Regions from separate parts of the Homo sapiens genome. Here region 2 is linked to region 1. The links are chromatin contacts, found by Hi-C or POLR2A ChIA-PET in ENCODE. All regions are on one chromosome and are shown on one strand. Each heading gives the region's core, a stretch centred on a gene start or an enhancer-like site at or near the end of the contact. The rest is flanking DNA. Distances are from core to core; before and after follow the strand shown. Region 1 overlaps ERC2 (ELKS/RAB6-interacting/CAST family member 2). Region 2 overlaps ERC2 (ELKS/RAB6-interacting/CAST family member 2).

The links. Hi-C counts contacts between places; a loop is a spot of excess contacts on that map. ChIA-PET counts read pairs that join two places held with the same protein, here RNA polymerase II (POLR2A). Pooled maps may share reads with other maps.
Region 2: a loop to region 1 is called in a map of OCI-LY7, with 4 times the contacts of the local background. The contact joins two enhancer-like sites. A Hi-C loop is called at or near these places in 2 of 168 maps with a recorded cell type or tissue (OCI-LY7 and mammary epithelial cell) and 1 of 50 pooled maps. POLR2A ChIA-PET finds 5 or more read pairs at or near these places in 3 of 52 experiments (HEK293, OCI-LY7 and activated naive CD4-positive, alpha-beta T cell).

The regions. Positions count from the first base shown.
Region 1 is chr3:55,724,963-55,728,554 of GRCh38, reverse strand. The region is part of intron 15 of ERC2 (ELKS/RAB6-interacting/CAST family member 2); the gene reads left to right. Among named protein-coding and RNA genes, the nearest start is that of ERC2-IT1, 67 kb to the right of the region's middle. Within about 2 kb of position 2,299, at least 2 of the 41 ENCODE cell types and tissues checked have a DNase peak (open chromatin) inside an H3K27ac peak, as active enhancers do; they include OCI-LY7, where a contact is called at or near this core.
Region 2 is chr3:55,758,059-55,761,561 of GRCh38, reverse strand. All of the region lies in intron 14 of ERC2 (ELKS/RAB6-interacting/CAST family member 2), which reads left to right. Among named protein-coding and RNA genes, the nearest start is that of MIR3938, 93 kb to the left of the region's middle. Within about 2 kb of position 2,146, at least 2 of the 41 ENCODE cell types and tissues checked have a DNase peak (open chromatin) inside an H3K27ac peak, as active enhancers do; they include OCI-LY7, where a contact is called at or near this core.

The DNA.
Region 1 (3,592 bases), core at 1,050-3,549:
TTAGGATAAATACAAACTCAAACCAATGTGCTCTGTATCTTGCATGTACCCTTCCCTTTGCCTGGAATGTTTTTCCCTCTTTTCTTTACCTAGTTAATGCCTACTCATCCATTCAATCTCAGTCCAACATCACTTCTCCAGGGAAGCCTTCTGGGACTTGCTCAATTGGGTCAAATCTGCCAAGCTGACATTTTTGAGCACATGTATTATCCATTTTATAGCACTTGTAACAGATATAATTTTCCATTTGTTTTGTGATGATTTTAATAATAGCTATCTGCCTTGCTAGTTTTTGAGCTCCATAAGGACTGAGAATATGGTAACATGAGTTTTTGCTCATCATTGATCTCTAAGAGATAATTGTGTTATCTTTTGCTAACACAATTGCTAGCACATTTGCTGAATGCTAGTAGGCATTCAGCAAATATTTGTTGAATGTATGAATGAATGAATAAATCATGATGGCAAGAAAAGAAACATCATTGATCAATCATGATCCTTGTTCCCTGTAGGTAAGACTTAGCCTCATAATTCTCACCCCAATATTCTAGGCAGCCACCACCAGTCTGTAGGGCTTGATAGAGAAGATGAGGCCTGTGTGTCAACTGATGACCACAAAATGGCACCACGCCCTTTCTTGCCACATTGCAAGACACTTTTACAGAGTGACTTTCTCCATGGTTGAACTAATTGGGGTGGCGGCAATTTTGGACTTTTATTCCAAATTTTTTTACCTTCTTCTAGTTCAAATCTCCTCCAATTTCTTGGGCTCTTTTTGAGTAAAATGTCACTGAGTTCTCAGAAGTAGCAGAGATTGCTTGCTGTTATGAAGGGAATCCGTCCATTTCATCCCTGAAAACTCCTGAGTATCTCATAAATCAATTTGCCTAGAAATGTTTTAACTCTTGTTAAACATCTGTCAATAAAGCTAAAAGTGATATGAAATGAGTTCAGAAATTCCAATTGTGCTTAACAATAAAAGAATCTTTGTGATGCTCTTCAGGTGTTGACATTTGGGTTAGTTCTAGGCTGAGCATGGTATAAAGGTAAAAGAGCAGTACAAATTAACTTTCTGCTACTTGTTGCATTAAAAAAAGATAAAGGATTGATTCTAGTTTGGTAGAGTAGATATCTAAAACTATCCAACTTTTGTATTCCTTTCACTTCTGTTTCTTTACAGGCACATACCTCTGATACTTTTACTTCGCTTCTTTTTAAAAATAATCTTGCTTGCAGATTTGTGCAGTTTTGAGAGAGGGCCTCAATTGGGAATCAGTTAAATTTTGATTTGGTTCTTTTTCTATGGAGGCCAGTTCTAAAAAATATAAGAAAATTACCACCTTTCCTTTTTTGGTGTCTTGGAGCCAATCTCCCCAACTCTTTTTCTTCACCCTTGAAAAAAGGACTGACATCAAAATAATTAATTCTGAAATCACTGGATTTGCCTGCTACTAAGGGGTTTTTGAAGAAAGCTTAAAACTAAATCTTACCCCGTAAGCCGTATTCTCAAATGCTCCCCTGTGTGCTGAAGTAGTGATACACACATCCTTGATGAACATGCCTTTTTAAAATGAGGGCCAGACATTATTGTTTAGTTAAAATGAGAACCAGCTTATTTCTCAGAACTAGTTAGACTATTTTTGAGATCAGAGATAAATTGTACTTGGTTTTCTTTTCCTTTTCCTACCAGTTCTGGGCATTGCTTTTGGCCACCAGGAAACACATAGGTCAGCTAGAGCAGGAAGGCATTAAGACCAGGAGACTAGTCCCCTGGTTCTCTGTGATCCCCCTCCCATGGGGTTTGCAGAAAAAAAAGTCCCATGTCTAGGTAAACATTCTGGAGGCCATAACAAGTTGCATGTAATGTAATCTATTTAGGTAGAGCCTCTCTGCCCTGTGTTGTCCGAAAATCATAGGACTGTCTACAAGGATTAGTCTACAAGGATTAGTCGCAGATGTGGTAAAAAATGGGAGAAGGCAGAGGCTGCCCTGGAATGTGTTCAGGAGAGCCACCTACAAGGATGGAATCCTAGTCAAAATTGGATCTCAGCAGAGGTAGACCCGTCCTGTCCAGGAAAGTAAGAAGCACCTGAGTGGAGTGTTTAGCCAGACATTTCTTCTCCCCTCTGCTAGAAGCCACGGTTGTGCTTCCCATTTACACTTTCAGTGCTTCATGTGCAGATGACTTTTAATTACCCTTTATGGTTCAGGAGGTTAGCACAGTTAAACAGCAGTAGAGGAACCCCATGCAGTAGGGTTCCCATAGCCTCCTGTTGTGTTTGGATTACCTCCAGAAAAGCTTGATTTGATCCCAGCATTGTAATGCATCACAGACTTGGTCCAGATCAAATTGCTAAAATGCAAATGTATTGGTTTTTACAGCAGACCCACTTTGGGTTAAGCTGTTTGTGTCCCACCGGTAGAATCTAGCCACATCTCTATTTATTTTTGACTTCAGTGCAAAGTGTCTTTACAGTCTATTCTAGAGAACCCCTTTTAATAAAAAAAGAAATACTCAGATCTGGCAGGTTATTCTTATGGAGGTAAAGCCTGAACTGCTCAGTGTTACTGTAAACAATTTCCTCTTAATGTCCAAGCAATTGGGTAAGACACTCATCTGCTCTCTTAGCCTGGAAACATTCTTTATCCTAGGCAGCTGGTGCCTCAACCCCAGTACTCAGGGAATCCACTCAGTTTGCCCTTGCAACAAAAAATAGCACTCAGTGAATATGGAGGCAAAGTATTTTCTCTGATTTCATGCATTTTTCAAATCCCTATCAGAAGGGCATCTTCCCAGAGCATCAAGCTGACCTGATGGCCAACTGTGTGAGTCTCTCACTTGAGTGTCTTCCTTGGGTGAAAGCTCTGTTTTAAACATATTTTAGTTCATCTCCCTAAACATGCATGGAGCACTTATGGGCACTCTTTGGCTATAGGAGGTGTTGATTTTGTCCTTAAGCCTTGGAGTTTTATCATCTCTACTAGCAGTATCATAGATACTAGCTCATGAAAGATAAAATAGGACAAAGTGCTATTTTTTTTTGTTGCAGAGATGTTACTGAAGTTCAAAAACCTTTGCCTGCTGGAGGAATCAGAGAATGCTTTCTACATAAGTAGAAATTCCCATGAATTCTGTGATTGGCAATCTGTAGCCCACCTTTTGTGACAAATGCCTATTTAACCATGATACTTTCTCTTAGGGTTTTAAGGATCCCAGTACAAGTATTGCTAGTTTTAGGAGGAGTGGAGAAACTCACTCTTTGCTTTTTAAGTATTAGTTTAGAAAAACTTGAAAAGATCAACTTTACCATTGTGTTCCCTGGCTTTTAGAAATGCATAAAGGGGGAGGTGGCTCTGATTTTTAAATTTCAGAGTGATTTGCCAACTTTGCTTCAGTAACTTGAAGCACCCCACAGCACTGAGCAGTTGGCAGAGCATATCAGAATAACAGGCTTAGCTGAAGGTGACCAAAACAGGGAATAGCATGCAAATGCCAAGAAGATCTCTCACTGTGCTCTCTCTCTCTTTTTATTCAAATTTCACATCTGTGCTCTATTTTTAAACATTTATTCTTTAAGTGATAACGCATGTT
Region 2 (3,503 bases), core at 897-3,396, 33 kb before region 1:
CACAGCCACATGCATTTGTTTATGTGCTGTCATGGCTGCTTTCACGCTACAACAGCGGAGTCAAGTAGCTGCAACAGAAAACCCATGGCCTATAAATAGGGTTGCCAGATAACACATGGAAAGCCTGAGATAAAACTAAGAAAAAAAAAAACCAGATAAACAGCGAATACATTTTTAGTATAAGCACATCTCAAATATTGAGCAGGACACACTTGTATTAAAAGAAAATATTTACTGTTTATCTGAAATTGAAATGTAACTGAACTCCTGTATTTTTATTTGCATAAATGAAACAACTGTACATGTAAAGCTTAAAATGTTTACTCTCTGGCCTTTTATAGAAAGTTTGCTGGGACCTGAGCTCCAGTAGTAATAACAATGATGATGGTAGGAATAGCAAGGAATAAGACTAAACATCATAACGGCAGCCACTCTCCTTTCGTTTGTATTATCAGTGTCAATGCATTGTATTATTTGATCCTCAAAGCATCTGTCTTAATGTTGACACAGGCTCTGCATCACAGAATGAACAAGTGGTGATGCTTAAGAGGACATCTCTGTGTCTTCATTTGGCACATCCCAATCTACCCTGGGCCCACCTACTCTTTTCAGAGGGAGATTTGCATCTTACCATTTTCTTTTTCCACAGGTTTATGTCATGCCCTTTAGGCTCTCCTATTCTAGAAACAAATCAAGGCACCCCTGACCCACTAACATTTGCCGTATTTCATTTCTTGGTTAACTGACTCCATATGCTTATTATATGTGTCAAAAAGTATATTATTTCTGGATTATTTTATCTGAGCGTTATTTGTACATGGCGTGTTCACGTGCACTGAACCACCTCCATGCAGACTAGCAGAGACACCCCGTGGAAAGCCAGATTCAGTGATAAGTGAGCATTTAGTTGGGATGTCCTCAGGGTGATCTTCTGACTTTCTCTACTGTTGTGATCCAGTCATCTCTTGGCAAAGCAACATATTAATTGTACATTATAGTTCAGCCATCTTTCTCACCAATGTATATGTGAAAATTCTTTAATAATGCATTAAACAGCAACTGGAATATGTAACTAATTTTTACTACTTAGTCTATTTCAAGTGTTTCTGAACTAAAGTGAAGGAATACTTCTGCCTCTATATGCAGCAAATATCAAAGAGCTGACCCATGTAACTATTACAAAAAAAAATATCACGGAGGTAGGGTCTTCAAGGTGCTCCTAATCAATTTTTCACAACCTCACTAAAGTATTTGCTTACATTACAGACAGTAGACGATTACATTTAAGGAAGAAGGGGATGGGAAGATAAAATGGCTTCAGAATGTGTTTCTGAAGAATCCAGTTTGCTCCTTGACTATAGGCAGTGGGAAGCACATTAATTTACCTGTGATATTACAGGTTCTTTGATGTCAATGTGTTACTCTGTCCGTGCTGTGAATTTGCCTTTTTCAGCCATTAGAAAAGTACGAGACTGAAACCTACGGTCTGTTTTCATGTGATAACCTTGACACTGGCTACTGTTTGGTAGGGGGTTTATGTCACGGAGGGGTGCTGACACTCTGTAAGTAAAAAAGGTTAAGCCCAATAGCAAAGTGTGTATTATGAAAAGTCCAGTGTTGGAATTTACTAACTTTTAAGGAAACTTCAACCAAAATGCTAAAACTTCACAAGTACAAAGAAGAGCTCGTTAAGCACAATTTAATTACTCATGTGTGTAAAAATCTACTTCATGTAAGTTTAAGTGCCCTGCTCTTCAAAATCAACCATAAAACTTGAAAGTGTCAGTCATTCAGATAATTGGAAACATATAAATTTAAGGAATGTGCAGCTGTAAAATTAACTACTGGACTCATTTGAAAGACTAGATTTACTAAAGGTAAAACCTGCTGTTTTCCAAAACCCTTTTTTCCTCCATGATTATGTTGCAAGGGAAGAAAAAAACAATCTTCATCATACTTCAGTGAATTTTAATGTTACATTTTTTTGTTGTTGTTTAGTCTTTCGTCCTTGAATATTGAGAATGGAAACTACCATGTTTATCATACTTATTTTGACCTTAACCTTTTTTTTTTTTTTTTTTTTTTTTTTTTTTTTTTTTAATGAAAGAGACTTAAAACGTCCCAGCTGGTCTGACTCCCAGAGAGGGGGAGGAGACAATAGCGAACACTTCTTCCTGTGCAAATGTGGAGAAGATGAAGTGAAACCCGAGTGATTTAAGTGAACTGTGGAGCAGTCATATTATTGTATTTGCGAAGAATCTAGAAAGCTGTTTTTTAAAATTGTAAGATGATTGTAATTTTCAAAATGACAAGAAGAAATGCACAGCAATACACCAATTCAGGGATTGTCTGTTTCCTTTAGAATACCATTTGCAATGTGCTTTAATTTATGCTCTGTTGGATTGGTACAAAAGGAGGAATTTTACAGATAGGTAAACTGGGGGAGGCTGAAATGTCATAAAACAGAGTTGCTTCTGAAGTTTGGCTTAATTGTCAAGGAGTAAAAATTTATTCCAAATTAAAATTCCTCTGCAAAGAACTAAAAATATCAAGAATTAGTCAGAGTCTGTAATCTAAAAAGAAAAAGGAAAAACCACCTTATCTGGTGGAATTTAGCGGTTAACCCTCACCTTAGCAATCCAAGTGTTTTGAATTCCCAAAATGGACTCTCTTTTAATATGCTTAAGCCTTATTTGTTGGTAGAGATCTTACTGAAGACTGTATTTGATCCATTCACCTTCATTGACATAAACCCACCATAACCTTCTTGGAAAACGTTACGCAGTTTGAGCTTTTTGCAGGGAGTTGGTTTGGCTTTTAATGTGTAATAAGAAGAGGGGAAAGATCCCATATCCACACTTCCTTATATTAAATGGCTGGATTTTTTTGGCTACAGATATGACCCACCTTGTCTGAACGCCAGCCCTTGGCGTGTAGGCTAGCGATGTCCTAGGAGACAAGGAAATCTAAGTTAGAAAGTTGTCAAATGGGGACAGGCATCTGTAAAAGTTAGAACACTGCCAAAGATAGGGCCACTGGGAGGCTCTGCAGGATGGCAGCAAGCCCTCCTCCTCATTGGTCTGCCCCTCACCTTTGGTGATACCCGTCAGAGAAGAAGTGGTTCTGAGAAGGATGAACTTCTGGAAAAGCGTGAAATGAGAAGAGGCAGAGTTTGGGGGATCTTCCTCAGTATGAGTGGGGTGGCTGTGGTGTGCATAGTTTGGAGTTGGGGAACCCAAGTCTCATGATTCGGCTTAGCCCATTTCAGAGTCCTAGACTACCTCAGTCACAGGTTCCAGTCCCTCCATCCTTTGGAAATTAATAATTTCGTAGATACAGCTTTTTGCACAAAAGATTTTTAGATGAAATATGAGCTCTGCCTCTTCTTCATGGACTTAGAACAATCCATGTTATTTTTGGGGAGAATAGCAGATTATTGGAATCACCTGGCACAATTCACAAAATTGCTGGGAAATATTGGATAGCTGTGAATTTTTTTTAAG